Linked DNA regions of Mus musculus: regions 2, 3 and 4 are each linked to region 1. A link is a contact called in ENCODE Hi-C or POLR2A ChIA-PET data. All regions are on one chromosome and are shown on one strand. Each heading gives the region's core, a stretch centred on a gene start or an enhancer-like site at or near the end of the contact. The rest is flanking DNA. Distances are from core to core; before and after follow the strand shown.

Region 1 (3,843 bases), core at 469-2,968:
TCACAGAATCTACAATTCATAGAGATTTGCCTGTTTCTGTCTCTGACGGCTGGTCTTCAAGGCCTGTGCCAGCACATCTAACTTTTTAAACTTCTTTTTACTGTTGCTGTTGGAACTGAACAAAAGTGATTCTACATTGTTTCTTATATGTTCATATTCTGTGGGCAAATTAAAAAAAATGTTACTAAAGCCGGGCGTGGTGACTCATGCCAGGCATGCCCACACTTAGAACTTGGAAGCGGGATTTCCAGGTCATCCTTGTCTGTATATCCACTTCAAAGCCACACTGGGCTTTAGGAAACCCTCTATCAAAAACCCAACCCAAACCAAACCAAATCAGCATCACCATAACCACCACCACCACCATGAAGCTTAAGGTGTGGCTCAGTGGTGGAGCACCTACCTAATGTATCAGGCTGCTGGCTCCATCACAGGCATTGTAAGAATAATAATTCATACTAATAACGTGGGGCTGTGGTGGCATATGCCTATAATCTTACGCTTGTGAGGGTGAGGCAGGACCTGGGCTACACAGTAAGACCTGTCTCTAACAAATAAGCAAACACAATGATTAAAAACCGCTAATGTTTGTCTCACAATATTTATATTAGTTAATGTGTCCCCAGGGTCTTGCACATGCCTGGACCATAATAATGCTTCCTACAGAATTTTGATCTTTTTGGTTTTCCTTCATATGGTTGGCCTTGCTTTCTGTGTAGTTGAGGGTGACCTTGAACTTCCTGGGTGCTGGGATTATAGGCATGTATGACCAAGCCCAGGGCTTTGTGTATGCTAGGCAAGTACTGCTAAGTGTTCTCTCACTGAAACCAGTGCTAGATTGGCAGACAGCAAACCCCAGCCATCTTCCTGTTTACACCATCTACAGCACTGAGGTTACAGGAGTTCGAGGCCCTATTCAGCTCTTTTATGTGGATGCTGGGGATTTTAACTCAGATCCTCATGTTTGCCATGCAAGAGCTCTTGCCCGCTGATCTATCTCAACAGCTCTTTCTACCATCTGTTGCTCCATTTTTTGAATGTATGTCTTGCTTGAATAATTGATGAGTAAATGATGATGGCTTTAGTTTCCTCCACAGAACTCTAACCCCTTTGGGCGGATTTCCTTCTGCAAAATGTGATCATAGCCACCCTAGGATTGGTAAGTGTGATAAAAATGTAGCTCAGTTCACACTGTTTGTGCCTAGCACGGAAGAAAAACTTCATTCCATTCTAGCTCCCGATAGAACTGGGAAGGTGGAGGCCAGAGGATCAGAGAGGTTATCCTTGGCTACAGAGTGAGTACGAGGTTAGCCTGATCTACATTAAAACTGTCTTTAAAAAACACAACAAACAAACAAACAAACAAACAAACAAACAAACAAACGGGGGCCGGGGGGAGCGGAGAAGAAGGCGGAAAGAAGTTATTTGGCAAGTGTGAAGTTGTTTACTTAAGCTCGCCTTTGTTCTGCTCCAGGCTCTGGCAGCAAGTCTACAGCCAGAGATTGGGATGGGGGAGGAGCTGGGATGAGGCGGGGTCCATTTTGGGGGTGGAGCCAGAACGCAGCAGGGGCGGAGTCAGAAGCTGCGGCGCCGCGGGGCCTGGACCGCCCAGGACGTCCCGTATTTTGAAGGCCCCACCTTCTTGGGCGGGGCGTGTATGCTGATTGGCAGATGATACTCAGAGGCAGTCTTCATTGGTTCGCCGTGCTGTCTGCTCGGCGGGCGGTGCCCGGACGCAGGTGCTCGCCGGAGCCGGAGCAAGCCGCTGCTGACGGGCCGGGCCGGGCCGGGACCCGGGCCAGGGAGAACCGAGGGGCCTGCGCGGTCGCCCGGCCCGGCCGCGGAACAGGTAGGCACGGAACAGCGAATGGGCCTGACCCGAGTATGTAGGCAGGTTTCCCAGGTTCCGGGTTCGAGCCTCCGGCTGAGTACTCGAGCGGGACAGATAGGGCGCTACCCTTGGCCTTACTTAGCCCTGCTCAGGACGCAGGCACCTCAATTATCATTTCAAGGTTGGTGAGAGGTCTCCGAGCCTCGCCACGCAGGAGAAACCTCTGTGAGCCTCGGTTTCCCCATCTAGGAAAAGTGGGTCATCTCGGAGCCAACATGATTTAGGAAATGGCTGATGAGAAAAGCGCCTGGCATACAGTAGGAGGTCAATAAGTGACTAATGTCACTCTGAAACCCTCTTCATAACGGTTCTGTTTGGGTGATTATTAACATTATAAAGAGTTGGGGCGCTTCACAAAAAGCTACTCAGTGCACTGTACTGAAAATGTTGTTTTTCAAACAGTAGTCAGGGACTGCCAAGATAGCTCAGCTGGTCAAGGTGCTTGTTGTCTGAGTTCAGTCTTGAGGTCTCATATGGTGAAAGAAAAACTGACAACAGAAAGTTGTCATTTGGACTCCATAGACACACCCTTGCATGAATATACACCACATACATATGCAAAAATACAAGCAAAATAAATATAATTGAAAACACTTTTTTTGTTTTGTTTTGTTTTTCGAGACAGGGTTTCTCTGTATAGCCCTGGCTGTCCTGGAACTCACTTTGTAGACCAGGCTAGCCTCGAACTCAGAAATCCGCCTGCCTCTGCCTCCCGAGTGCCAGGATTAAAGGTGTGCGCCACCATGCCTGGGGAAAACACTTTTAAAAAAACTCTGTAGTCAGAATTAATGTGGTTAGTGGGAAACATACTAGGTAGAAGTATTAAAAGTAATTCCTTTCATCTAAATGAGTAAATTGAAGTTCAGGGAAGTTAAAGCTGTTGCCCAAGGCCATACAGCAAATAGGAAGTAGAGCTTCTGGGATTAGAACTTAGTTTCTGGACTGGGGGTCTAGCTCAGTACTTGCCTAGCATGCACTAGGCCCTTGTTTTATCTCAGTACTGCCAAGAAAAACAACACACACACACACACACACACACACACACCCTAAAGTAAGAAAGAGATGGATGAGGCCCAGAAAAGCAAATTAACTTGAATCAAGACATACAGTATCAGTGACAGAGGCAGAATAAAGTGCCTAGGGCATGGAGCATGGTGGTACAGGCCTGTTAGGTCAGGTGCTCTGGAGGCTGAGGCAGGAAGACTTCAAGGTTCCGCTGGGTTATTTAGTGTAACTTTGGTATTGTTTAGTTCTTTTATTTTTGAGGTCTTACTCTGTAGCCTTGGCTGTCCTGGAACTCCTTACGGAGAACAGGCTGACTTAGAGATTGGATTGCCTCTGCCTTCCAGGTGCTGGGACTAAGCTTGTGTGCCACCATACCATTTTTTTTTTAAATGTATGTGTGCCTCTGTGAATTTATGTGTATTATGTAAGAGCCCTCAGAGGTCAGAAGAAAGTGCTGGATTCCCCAGAACTGGAGTCACAGGCAGTTGTGAGCTACCACATGGGTACTGGGAACCAAACCTGGGTCTCTGCAAGGGCAGTAAATAGTCTTAACTGCTGGCCCATTTCTCTAGCCCACAATTGTGTTTTTAACATTTATCCATTTGTTTGGTTTTGTGTATGTGTGAGTTTGTGAGCCCTCACCCATGGTAGCATATGTAGCGCTCAGAAGACAGCTTTGGGAGTTAGTTCCTCCTACTGGTTGGGTTCTGAGGATTAAACTCAAGTCATCAGAGTTGGTGGTGGCATGTACCTTTTCCCACGGAACCATCTTACCAGACTTTAAACACAAAGAAAGAAAGAGTAAAAGAGAGAAAGAAGGAAATCTCTGGAAGCTGTTCTTGGTGGCACATGTCTATAGTCAGCCCAGGCTCTCAGGAGAATGAGGCAAATGAGGCAGGATGCCTGCTGCAGGTTTGGGTACAACCAGAATCACATAGCCATAAGGT
Region 2 (3,843 bases), core at 959-3,458, 63 kb before region 1:
AGGCAAGAAGACTTGGACAAGGAGATGGCACATGGACTAGCATGGAATGGCTATGAGCTGTGCCCAAAGGCTGATGTTTGGAGAGAACAGATGGTGGATGTATGAATTCATCCCTTGTTGAGGGTTTTCTGCCTACTCTTCCTGTCTGCCTGTCACTGCTGCTGGGATCAGCCTGGCAAAAGGCCCAGCTGGTCAAGTGTACAAGCAGTGGCCTGCATGTCAGCCTTGAGGCATGCAGTTTCAGATTCCAGAGGTTTGCTGCTGGCTCCCAGCCCTGCTGACTCAACTTGGGGGTTTTTCAGTCAATTTGCCCTAAGGGTCTTCTTGTCAGACAGGTTTTCTGTGCCAGGCTTCAGGGGAACTGTCAGAAAAAGGAACACCAATGCAAACTTGTTGAATAAAAACTTAACCAGGCAGCATAAACAAGGAAAGCTGTCTGCCCCACCCCAGTCCTCTTTTGTCTCTGCCTTGTCCCTCTCCCCTGCTCAAAGGTAGGATTTATACACAAACTAAAAAACTCAGTACAGGATCTAGGCTGTATGGAATGAGTGAATGAATGGATGGGTGTGGAAGGGAAATCTTTGCTGATGTTCTCTAGATTGTTTGCTTTTTAAATTTTTTTTAAAAAAGATGTATTTATTTTATTTATATGAGTACATTGTAGCTGTCTTCAGACACACCGGAAGAGGGTATCAGATCCTATTACAGATGGTTGTAAGCCACCATGTGGTTGCTGGGAATTAACTCAGGACCTTTGGAAGAGCAGTCAGTACTCTTAACTGCTGAACCATCTCTCCAGCCTGCTTTTTAAATGTTTAAATGACTGTTTTAAATTGTGTGCATGTGTGTGAGTGCCTGAGGAGGTCAAAGTCACCATAGCTCCTGGAGCTGGAATTATAGGTGACTGTGAGCTGTTGGACTTAGATCCCCTGCAAAAGATGTAAATGCTCTTAACTGGTAAGATAGATTTCCAGTTCCTCCTGGCTTTTTTAGTTGTTGTTGTTGTTGTTTTGTGACAAGGTCTTCTTCCTGGATGGCCTGGAACTTCACTATGTAGACCAGGCTGACCTCAAACTCACAGAGCTTCCTCCAATTGCTTCTTGCTCTGCAGTGCTGGGAGTTAAAGTATGCATAACTATGAATTGTTTTTGTTTTGTTTTGAAACAAGGTCTTGCTGTTTCAGCGTTGACTGGTCTGTAACTTACTATGTAGAGCAGGCTAGCTTGTAGCTTGTACTATTCCCCTGTGTCCTGCGTGATGGGTTTACAGGTGCGTGCCACCAGTTTTGTTGTTGCTGTTGTTGTTTGGAGACCTGGCTCAGAGTAGCCCAGGCTCTCTTAAACTCACTTGTGTAGCTCAAGATGAATTCCACACTCTTCTGCTCCATGCCCCAAGAGCTGGGATGACAGGTCTGTCCTCAGACACTGATCCTCCTTTAACGCAGGTAAATTCCTGGACACCAAGACCCCTGGTGGTGGAGGACAGGCAACAGGAGGAAGCCTAGGGTTGCAATCTCTACAATGTAGACAGAAATCCCAGCTATTGACTATTTGGCCAGGAAGAGGTGACTAATTGAACAAGGGTGTTAGTGATCCTCACAAACACATCTGCAATGACGAATGCTTGAGCTGGAAAGAGCGTGGGAGCCAGAAAGGTGGTGGAAGTGAGAGTGGGGGCAGGGGTTCCGCCTGGTCTGTGGATTAAAGATCTCAGGAAGCCTCTAAGAGGCAGAGAGCAAGGTTCTGTAATCCCCCACTTGCCATCTGAACTCAGCCTACCAGGGAGAGAACTTTCTGCCACGTAACTCTGCCCTACTTTGCTTTTGACTTGAGAAGGGGTCAGTCAAGAAGGCATCCACGTAGCGGGAAGGGGAAAAAAAAAAAAGAAGGCATCTACGTCCTGATTTGTACGCCCTTTCCTCCATTGAACCGGGCTGGGATGCGGGCTAGGGCTGGGAATTTCCGGCCTTAGGATGAACCATGCAGTGCACAGACAGTCACGTCGCTTATTAGGTCGCAAGGAAGGCGAAGCAGCCATCCCCAAGAACTCTTCATACACACACACACACACACACACACACACACACACACACACGCCACACACACACACTCGTAACTACAAAGCCTGTGGCATTGCACCCTAAAACTTGGCCACTCGCTCCGCCCCCGGGCCCCGCCTCCAATGCTCTCCCTCCCACTCCCACACCCGCTTTATAAAGTGGGGCTTTAGGTGCAACCGTGAAACGCTTATGAGCTACGGGCTCCAGATCTTCTTCTGCACCAGAGCAAGTCTAAGTCTGAGCCGGCTCCCCCAGAACTCCAGCTGCTGGGTCTTGAACTCCTGCGTTCCGGAGTCCTAGCGTTGCTGCACCCAAGGCCACCCCCAGAATCATGCGCTGCGCTCCGACAGCAGGCGCTGCCCTGGTGCTATGCGCGGCTACTGCGGGGCTTTTGAGCGCGCAAGGGCGCCCTGCACAGCCAGAGCCACCGCGCTTTGCATCCTGGGACGAGATGAACTTGCTGGCTCACGGGCTGCTACAGCTCGGCCATGGGCTGCGCGAACACGTGGAGCGCACCCGTGGGCAGCTGGGCGCGCTGGAGCGCCGCATGGCTGCCTGTGGTAACGCTTGTCAGGGGCCCAAGGGAAAAGATGCACCCTTCAAAGACTCCGAGGATAGAGTCCCTGAAGGCCAGACTCCTGAGACTCTGCAGAGTTTGCAGGTAGGCGCATCTACTAGGACTCTGACTCTACTTAGACTAACGAGTCTAGTACTCCAGGACCTGGGTGGAGAAGGGCCTCAGAGCAGACTGTGAAAGGGTAGAAGGGAGGGTGAATAAGAGGAGGTTGCCGACATAAAGCCAGGTCTTCACTAGCCTTGCATATCTTCAGACTCAGCTCAAGGCTCAAAACAGCAAGATCCAGCAATTGTTCCAGAAGGTGGCCCAGCAGCAGAGATACCTATCAAAGCAGAATCTGAGAATACAGAATCTTCAGAGCCAGGTAATTACCCCAGCAATTGGCCCAAATGGGAAAGAGGAAACAAAGTGGGGGTGAAATGTAGTGATGAAATGTGGCTAAGCAGTTGTTATGGCATGAGTCAAAAGATCTAACCACCCGTTTCCTGCCCGGTCTTAGATAGACCTCTTGGCCCCCACGCACCTAGACAATGGAGTAGACAAGACTTCGAGGGGAAAGAGGCTTCCCAAGATGACCCAGCTCATTGGCTTGACTCCCAACGCCACCCACTTACACAGTGAGTATCTCTGGTCTTTGCTGTCATCTGGCAACTCCCCAACCACCCCACTTGCCATTCCAATCCTTAGCCTTCTTGTCAGGTCCACCTTAATAGGAAAGAAAGAGATTCTGGCCTTGGGTTCCTGTGGGCTCACTAGGCTCTCATCAAGGGTATTTTTATATATTGCACCCTCTTCACTTATGATCCTGCTTGGCCAGACCACCCCACCATTCTTTCCCAGCAAGAATCTTCCCAAAATCTTATTAGCCGTTAACCAGAACAAGTAGAGGAAGGCAGATCATAAGGAGCTAAAGTTTCAGGGGTTCTGGGAGATGGTGGTGTAGCTCAGGGACATCATGCAAAGGAATCCAGGGCTGTGTGTGGATGTGTGTGCGTTCCCGAGGTTTGGAACCCTCCAACATCTCTTGATGTAACTATAAAAGGGAAAACCAGAGTAAGCACACCCCCACCCCGGCTCCTAGACTAGACACATCCTCTTACATCTTACAGATACAGATCCTTTGTCCTGTATGCTTCCATCCAGTCACATACACATATATACATAACAGTTTCGATCACAATTTCTAGGTCTTAGATTGTGGATGTCC
Region 3 (3,843 bases), core at 432-2,931, 42 kb before region 1:
TGGCTGCTCTTACAGAAGACCCAGGTTTGATTCCCAGTGCCCACATGGTGGATCACAACTGTCTATTACTCCAGTTAAGGATCCAACATCATCTCTGACCTCTATGGGCACTGCAAACACATAGTGCACAACATGCAAACATAACACACATACACATAAATAAAATTAAGCTGCATTGCTGTTCCTTACTATTCTCCCAATCTCTTAATATCTGTTAAACAAAGACTTCATGGCCCAAATGAGCCACATAATCTCAGGAATACACAAGCAGAGAAAGAAAATGAAATCAGAGAGGTAAATTTTTAAAAAAAGATTTTATTTATTTATTTTATATATGTGACGAGTACACTGTATCTGTCTTCAGACAAACCAGAAGAGGGCATCAGATCCCATTACAGATGGTTGTGAGCCACCATGTGCTTGGAATTGAACTCAGGACCTCTGGAAGAGCAGTCAGTCTCTTAACCACTGAGCCATCTCTCCAGCCCCCGAGAGGTAACTTCCAAGTTACCAGTGTACAAGAGAATCATAAGTTCAAAGTTGGCTAGCACGAGGTGGCGTGTTTAGCGGCGCAGAGCCAGGTGGATCTCTCAGTGTTAAATATCAGGTTCTAGGCAGGGAGACCCTGTGCTCCAAATAAAACAGAACAAGAAAAAAAGAAGTTAGTTCAAAGTAAATATGTATTGTTATCATTCCTTCTAGGCTCCCAGTTACCTGGCAATAGCTAGGTATGACTAACTCACTAGAAAAGGGGCTGTTTGCCCCCCTCCTCTCTTATCCTACACTCTGCCCCTTCTCCCTGGCCGGCCTCTCCTCTTCTCTCTCCACCCCCCTCCTTGCCACTCTCTCTCCCTTTCTCTATCTCTACTCCCTCTTCAATATGAAGCTAGTCAGGGTAACTTGAGGCCTCGTCTCAACAAACAAACAAACAAACAAACAAACAAGCAAACAAACAAAATCAAGCTGGGTGGTGGTGGCCAATGCCTCTAATCCCAGCACTTGGGAGGCAGAGACAGGCAGCTCTCTGTGTTCAAGGCCAGCCTGGTCTATACAGGGCAAGTTCCAGATGGCCAGGGCTACATGGTGCGACCCTGTCACAAAAAAAAAAAAAAAAAAAAAAAAAAAAAACAATAAAGAAAAAAGAAAATCAGACAGGTATAGTCTGATCCATATCACCAATTCCAGTCTAGCTAGGGTTTCATAGTGAAAAACCTGTCTTAAAAAAAGAAAAGAAAAAATATGAGTAATGGTGAAAGCAGAAAACAAGAGAACTTTTTGAGAAGAGGAACAAATAAAAAAGCCTAGGATCCCCATTTGTTTTGGAGGTACTGACATAAGCTTTGTATTTAAACAAAGAACTGGGGAACTGCAACCCAGAGAAGGCACCCCCAATCAACGAACATACGCCCGGAAATGGTCATTTATGGGGCTAGAATAAGAGGTCGGAGGAGACCCACTGATCTATGATGTCATCAGGACGTTAAAGTCCGTAACGTCACCTAGAGGTAGCTCAATTTCCCTTCCCCTACAGGTTCGCTGGAAGGCCCAGTCTGAGTTCAGTCTCTCATTGGTTACGCACTCTGTCAATCCACTTCATTGTTCAAGTGTTCCGTCCCGCCTTCCCCCATCTGCTTTTGATAGGCTGCTGAATCTGTCATTTCAAAAAGGTCCGCATTCCTTCCGCCTTTCTCCGGGAGACCGAGGGCTAGAAGGGTGGATCCCAGGAGGCTCCTACCCCCCGAGCTCGGTTTCTCAGCCTGATTGGCTTGTCCAGGTGCCTGTCACTACCGCTTTCACCGTTGACTGGCCTTTAGACCGCCGCTCTACGCGGCGCCGGTTCCGCCCCCGACGGGTGTTTGTGGTGGGGCTGCGGAGTCGCCGATCCCGCCGGAAGCGCCAGGACAATGGGGACCCGGGACGACGAGTACGATTACCTATTCAAAGGTGCGCCTTGTGGGGTACAGACAGGCGAGGTGGCGGTAGCGACTGGAGGGCCGAAGCCGTGCTACAGGAACAGAGAGCTCAGGGTGGAGGCCCGGACTTCAACGGGGCCTATCCGGGCTGGGAGTCGGAGGAAGCCGGGGCAAGTGGAGTTCGCTAGGCTTCGGGCCCTAGTACGCAGTGGTGAGGAAAGGGAGGCTCGGCGAGGCCTACGGACCCCGGATGCGCCGGGGCGGGGCCGGGGCCTTGGGGGGGTGGGGCCCGAGGTGGTAGGAGAGGCCGTTGGGGCGGGGCGTCCCGAGGGGCGGGGCTTTCCTGGGTTTGGCGGGCGGACTGCGTTGAAAGCAGGATTGTAGCTGGTGTTAAGGCGAAGGAGAAGGTTGTGGGCGTGCCCACAAAGCCTGATTGGTGTGAGCCTTCTAGGACTGACTGACACACCCGGGGCCTACCTTGGAGTGGAGCCTGGATCATGTGCAGGAACCCTATATTATGGTGCTTTGGAATTGGGTAGATTGGGGCCTGTCTGTCGACTAGTTCAAACTCTTGATATTCATGGAGAAGTGATTCAGTTGGTAGCATTCCTAGCAGCAGCATGCTCAAAGCCCTGGATTTTATCACTAACACCGCCTTGGTGATGGTGCAGGCCTGTAGTCGCAACACTTGGGAGGCAGAGGTAGGAAGATCAAAAGTGCAGAGGCCAGGCTGGATTACTGGAACCCTTTCTCAAAGGAAAAAAAGAAAAACCACACATGGACAACGTTAAATGCAGTACCTGTACTATTCTGAAACTTTTTAATAATGGTCCCTTTTACTCCTCCTTATTAGTTTATACAGCCCATATTATCCAGGAAACAGGCCAGTAGTGGTGCACACCTGCAATCCCAGTACTCAGAGTTGGAGGTAGGAGGATGTACTGGCTAGTTTTGTGTCAACTTGACACAGCTGGAGTTACCACAGAGAAAGGAGCTTCAGTTGAGGAAATGCCTCCATAAGATCCAACCGTAAGACATTTTCTCAATTAGTGATCAAGGAGGAAAGGCCCCTTGTAAGTAGGACCATCTCTGGGCTGGCAGCCTTGGGTTTTATCAGAGAGCAGGCTGAGCAAGCCAGGGGAAAGCAAGCCAGTAAAGAACATCCCTCCATGGCCTCTGCACCAGCTCCTGCTTTCTGACCTGCTTGAGTTCCAGTCCTGACTTCCTTGGGTGATGAACAGCAGTATGGAAGTGTAAGCCGAACAAACTCTTTCCTCCCCAGCTTGCTTCTTGGTCATGATGTTTGTGCAGGAATAGAAACCCTGACTTAAGACAGGATTTCTTTGCAGTTCAGAGCCAATCTGGGATGGTGAGGTAGCGTAGGTATTTGTGTACACTGCCAGGCCTGATGACCTGAGTTCAATCTTGGGACCTTCATGGTGGAAGAGAGTCTGCAAATTGTCTTCTGCCCGTCACAGGTACTCCACATCACATATAGAGATAAACTGAAAAAAAATCGTGTAATTTAGCAGAGTGTGGTGTCACACACCTTTAATCCCAGCTTCAGGAAGCAGAGACAGACAGAGCTCCATGAGTTCAAGGCAAGCCTGGTCTACATAAACGGGTGAGGTGGGAGTGGCAAGTCAACAGAATGAGATTTTTCTTGTATTTTTTTTTTTTTTTTCGAGACAGGGTTTCTCTGTGTAGTCCTGGCACTCACTTTGTAGACCAGGCTGGCCTCGAACTCACAGATCCGCCTGCCTCTGCCTCCCAAGTGCTGGGATTAAAGGCATGTGCCACCACGCCCGGCTTCTTTTAAATTTTTTAAAAGCTAACTTAGGTTACACATCCATAGTATGTCTTTAAAAAAAAAAGTGGGGGGGGCGGGGGGGGGAAACAAGTTCAGAAAGGCAGGTTCCTAAGGGTGGAG
Region 4 (3,843 bases), core at 797-3,296, 33 kb after region 1:
CATGCCGGGCCAGCTCACTTTTGAGTTCTTGTTGCATGCTGAATTATGTAACAGCCCAGGGCTCTTGGCATTTTCCTGCATTGTATGCGCAGGACAGCCCTAAAAGGTGGTTTCTGGAGAGCATTTTGCTTACTTACTGGGTTTTTTTTTGTTTTTGTTTTTGAGACAGGGTTTCTCTGTGTAGCCCTGGCTGTCCTGGAACTTACTCTGTAAATTAGGCTGGCCTCAAAGTCACAGAGATCCACCTACTCTGACCCCCAAGTGCTGGAATTAAAGGTGTGTACTACTACTGTCTGGCAGGAGTCTTTCATTAACCCTACTTCCAGATGAGCAAATTGAGCCTCAGAAAAGCAGTCTCATCATCCCAGTGGGTCCAGTACAGTCTGGTCTTCCCTGTTGTTTTCTGCACCCATCTCTTGCCTAGTACACAGGCTCATGCATGGTAGTATCTTGCTGCCCTGACTGGAAACTCAAGGGGAAGTCAATTTTTCAGAAAGTAAAGACTCAGAGGCTGGAATCTGGCCCATAGGAAGAGCAGGTTGGGAGACTTCGTGACTGGAACAATATGATTGAGGAACAGAGCTGATGTGATCAGGCCTTGGGTGACTGGTGAACTGATATCCATAAAAAAAAAATTTATGTAAAAACACACAAGCATCTTCACTCTTCTGGCCTACCAAGCTTGGTACCTATTTCTCATCATAACTTTGGAATGTAGGGTCCCAGGAAATGGTGTCAGGGTGGTGCCGTAAGGAGAGATAGAATAGGAGGGAGGGAGGGGAAAGAAGGGGAAAAGAGGAGTCGGAAAAGGGTGGGAGGGAGGTTTCTGTTATACATCTCTTCTAATGCTTTGAATTACATGGAGAGTTTTAGTTTGATATTAACCTGTCAAGAATTCTGCATGCAGGGTTGGCTCTGTCTTAGTGGGTAAAGATGTTTGCTGCCAAGTTTGACAACCTAAATTTGATTACTGGAAAGAGAAAATCAATTCCCACATGCCAGCCATGGCATGCTCAAAGCCTGTATTCAATCATTCCCCCTCCATCCCCCCCCCAATAAAAATAATTCCTGCCAACATAATTTTTATATTTTTTCTCCATTTAAGGAAAGCTGATCTCTCCTTGACATGCCACGGACATTGTCAAAGCAGTTGTGGTTACTTGCACAAGATAGAACCTCATCATGTTGGGGTGGGGGAGCCTTGGGAGGCTTCACCCTTCCCTGAAGATCTATTGGTAGTAGATGCTGGAGGAAAGAGGTGTCATTTTCCTCAGTGTTGTAGCCACCTATTTAGTTGCCCCAATAAATCAACCCCTAATCTATGCTCTTGCAAGCAAACCCAACTCAGTAGGTCATAAAACAAAGACAAGGAGGTACATGGAGGAACTTGTTGGAAAGAAGGTACAGTGGAAATGCGGGAAATAAAAGGGCAATGGTAGGTGAATATGATAAAAGAACAGTATAGGGTCAGGGATTGAAGTTGATAGACTGCTAGCATGTTCAAATCACTGGGTTCAATTCCTAGCACTGATTAGCCTGGTTCCTCTGGCCTATCATTCTAGCACTCAAGAGGTGTAGGCGGCAGCTCAGACATTCAAGGCCAGTATTGGCTAGAAACTGTCTCAACAACAACAGCAAAACCCCAAGCAAGCGCAAAATACATGATATACATATATGAAGTTGCTGAAAAAAGAAAAAGAAAGAAAAGGCCAGGCGTGGTGGTGCTTGCCTTTATTTCCTGCACTTGGTAGGTAGGGAGAGGCTGGAGGGCTACATAGTGAGACCCTGCCTCAAAAAAGAAAGCTAATGAGTAAAACAAAACGGAAAAATATAAAGTAAGCTGGACCGACTAGGTCCGTATGTGCGCTCGTATTGTAAGTTCGAATGAGCGACACATATCTCTCCCCCTGTCCCACAACCCAACTGTATCTGCGGACATCGGGAAGTGAGGCCTGCCACTGGAGGAGGCGTGGCCTGACGTCCAGGGGGCGTGACCCGAGGCGAGCAGGAAGCGGGAGCCGGTCGCCGCACAAGGAGGCGTTACTGGTCGTTCGGGGTCACGTGAGCGCGCAGGCGCAGCTCGACAGAGCCCGCTCCCTCACACAAAGCCCAGACGCGGAGAAAATGGCGGCAGGGGTCGAAGCGGCAGCCGAAGTGGCGGCGACAGAACCCAAAATGGAGGAAGAGAGCGGCGCGCCCTGCGTGCCGAGCGGCAACGGAGCTCCGGGCCCGAAGGGGTGAGTAGTCTAACAGCAATTGATCCTTCTCTAACTCCAGCCAGGTTACTTCGCAGCTCCGTTAGGTCTGTGGGCCGCTTTCTCTTCTCCCACGGCGGCGCGGCGTCTGCGCAGGCCTTTTCCCTGCCGAGAGTTGGGGGCGGCCAAGGCTGTGACGACGACGAAGCCAGGAGAGCCTAATGGATCGCCCCCTGCCGACAGCGCTTGCCTCCGCTGCCTCAGCCTCCTGGCTGTCTGAGCGCGTCGTCGAGGCCTCAGGCCTGTGGCCTGGTATTTTATTCTCAGAGCAGTGATGGCGCGCGGGCTGCGGGAGATCAGGGCCCGCAGCACCTCTCACTGGGGTCTCGAGGGTTGAACCATTAAGACTGTGTAGTTTCAACCCTTCAGCATACAATCCATAGTAGTGGAAGTATTCTGTCTCAGTTTCTCAGATCTGAGAAGTTAGGGGCGGGAGGCTTGCGCGTGCGAGGTGTCACGTGTACGGTCGGCGGCGCGACCCGGAAGGTGTCGACATGACTCTTGTTGCGGGGTTCCGAGACACCGGTGTTACCCTCATTCTGCAAGAAGTGCTTCTTCCATTAGAATGGCCCCGGACCCGGGCTCCTGGGCTGGAGTTCTTTCCCCTCTTTATAGTCCTACTTCCTAAAGTGCAGTTGGTACCAATGGGAGAAATGGTCTTTGCTTGCTCAGTGTTCATCCTTAGCAACAGACCTAAAGTGTTCGGGTAGAGGCACCACTTCGGGGTTTCAGAAATTAAAATAGACAGACGTCATCATCCCTTTTTTGGAATCCTGCTTGGAGATCTGTCTAGGGACCTTGATTCGTTATTATAAGTGTCCTAGCATGGCCTGAGGAGTCCCAGCCTTTTGGGAGGAGTGGGAAGCTGCAGGATCCAGAGTGCAAAGTGTGGCCAGACTATATAGAGTGAGTTCAGTCTAGGTTGCCATTTAGTCATTGGGAAATTGAGCTAGACCCTAACTCTCAAAAAGAGGGATGAAAACATAGCAATAACCTGGCACTCCAAAGTCCCTAGATTCGATTCCTAATATCAGACCACAGGGTGGTCTTTCTGAGCCCTAAAAAGTTTTCTTCAAGGAGGAAACCATAAGATTCTGCTCCTGTGAAACTCTCCTCATACTGATATACTAATATATCAGCTTGAGGAGGTCTGGAGAAACATTTTGGTTCTAAAATCAGCAGCCCATGTCTCTGAATTTTTGTTTTCCATCAAATGTATAAGGTGGGAAGTTTTAGGACTCTGGGAGTTGAGAGTACTTAAAACACTTGTTAGTGAAGCATTTACCAAGTAATGGCTATTTTGTTACTGGAGGAAATTTCATATCTTTTATCTTAGTTAGGGAGAAGTAAAACACCATTGGTTAACTGGTTCTTGTGTGTTATTCAGCACTGGAGAGGCTGCGTGAGTTCCAGAGCTGATTCGGCTCAAGATTTGCCTAAGCTACATAAGTACTTGCCTGTCGTGTATGAGTGTGTAGATTATAGCCCATTAATAGAGTAGTTACTCAAGATGCACAAGGTCCTGGGGTTCACCCCATAGTACTAAAAGGATAAAGAGGCCTCTCTTTACTACCAGAAAGGCTCAGCT

What was found. Hi-C counts contacts between places; a loop is a spot of excess contacts on that map. ChIA-PET counts read pairs that join two places held with the same protein, here RNA polymerase II (POLR2A).
Region 2: POLR2A ChIA-PET joins it to region 1 with 10 read pairs in Patski. The contact joins the promoter of Angptl4 here to the promoter of Marchf2 in region 1. POLR2A ChIA-PET finds 5 or more read pairs at or near these places in 3 of 5 experiments (Patski and embryonic stem cell).
Region 3: a map of left cerebral cortex shows a loop between it and region 1 (4-fold over the local background). The contact joins the promoter of Rab11b here to the promoter of Marchf2 in region 1. A Hi-C loop is called at or near these places in 3 of 37 maps with a recorded cell type or tissue (gastrocnemius, heart and left cerebral cortex). POLR2A ChIA-PET finds 5 or more read pairs at or near these places in 4 of 5 experiments (Patski and embryonic stem cell).
Region 4: a map of heart shows a loop between it and region 1 (3-fold over the local background). The contact joins the promoter of Hnrnpm here to the promoter of Marchf2 in region 1. A Hi-C loop is called at or near these places in 4 of 37 maps with a recorded cell type or tissue (all heart). POLR2A ChIA-PET finds 5 or more read pairs at or near these places in 4 of 5 experiments (Patski and embryonic stem cell).

Annotation. Positions count from the first base shown.
Region 1 is chr17:33,716,552-33,720,394 of GRCm38, reverse strand. Marchf2 (membrane associated ring-CH-type finger 2) reads left to right here and starts at 1,718. Exons shown (of 5, transcript NM_001252480.1): 1 at 1,718-1,849.
Region 2 is chr17:33,779,940-33,783,782 of GRCm38, reverse strand. Angptl4 (angiopoietin-like 4) reads left to right here and starts at 2,208. Exons shown (of 7, transcript NM_020581.2): 1 at 2,208-2,720; 2 at 2,890-3,000; 3 at 3,136-3,253. The coding sequence starts at 2,391.
Region 3 is chr17:33,758,324-33,762,166 of GRCm38, reverse strand. Rab11b (RAB11B, member RAS oncogene family) reads left to right here and starts at 1,681. Exons shown (of 5, transcript NM_008997.3): 1 at 1,681-1,944. The coding sequence starts at 1,905. It overlaps Gm17251 (a long non-coding RNA gene), which reads right to left and starts at 2,309. Exons shown (of 2, transcript XR_003952408.1): 1 at 1,580-2,309; 2 at 300-625.
Region 4 is chr17:33,683,661-33,687,503 of GRCm38, reverse strand. It overlaps Hnrnpm (heterogeneous nuclear ribonucleoprotein M), which reads left to right and starts at 2,046. Exons shown (of 16, transcript NM_029804.3): 1 at 2,046-2,237. The coding sequence starts at 2,125. It also overlaps a transcript of Marchf2 not described here.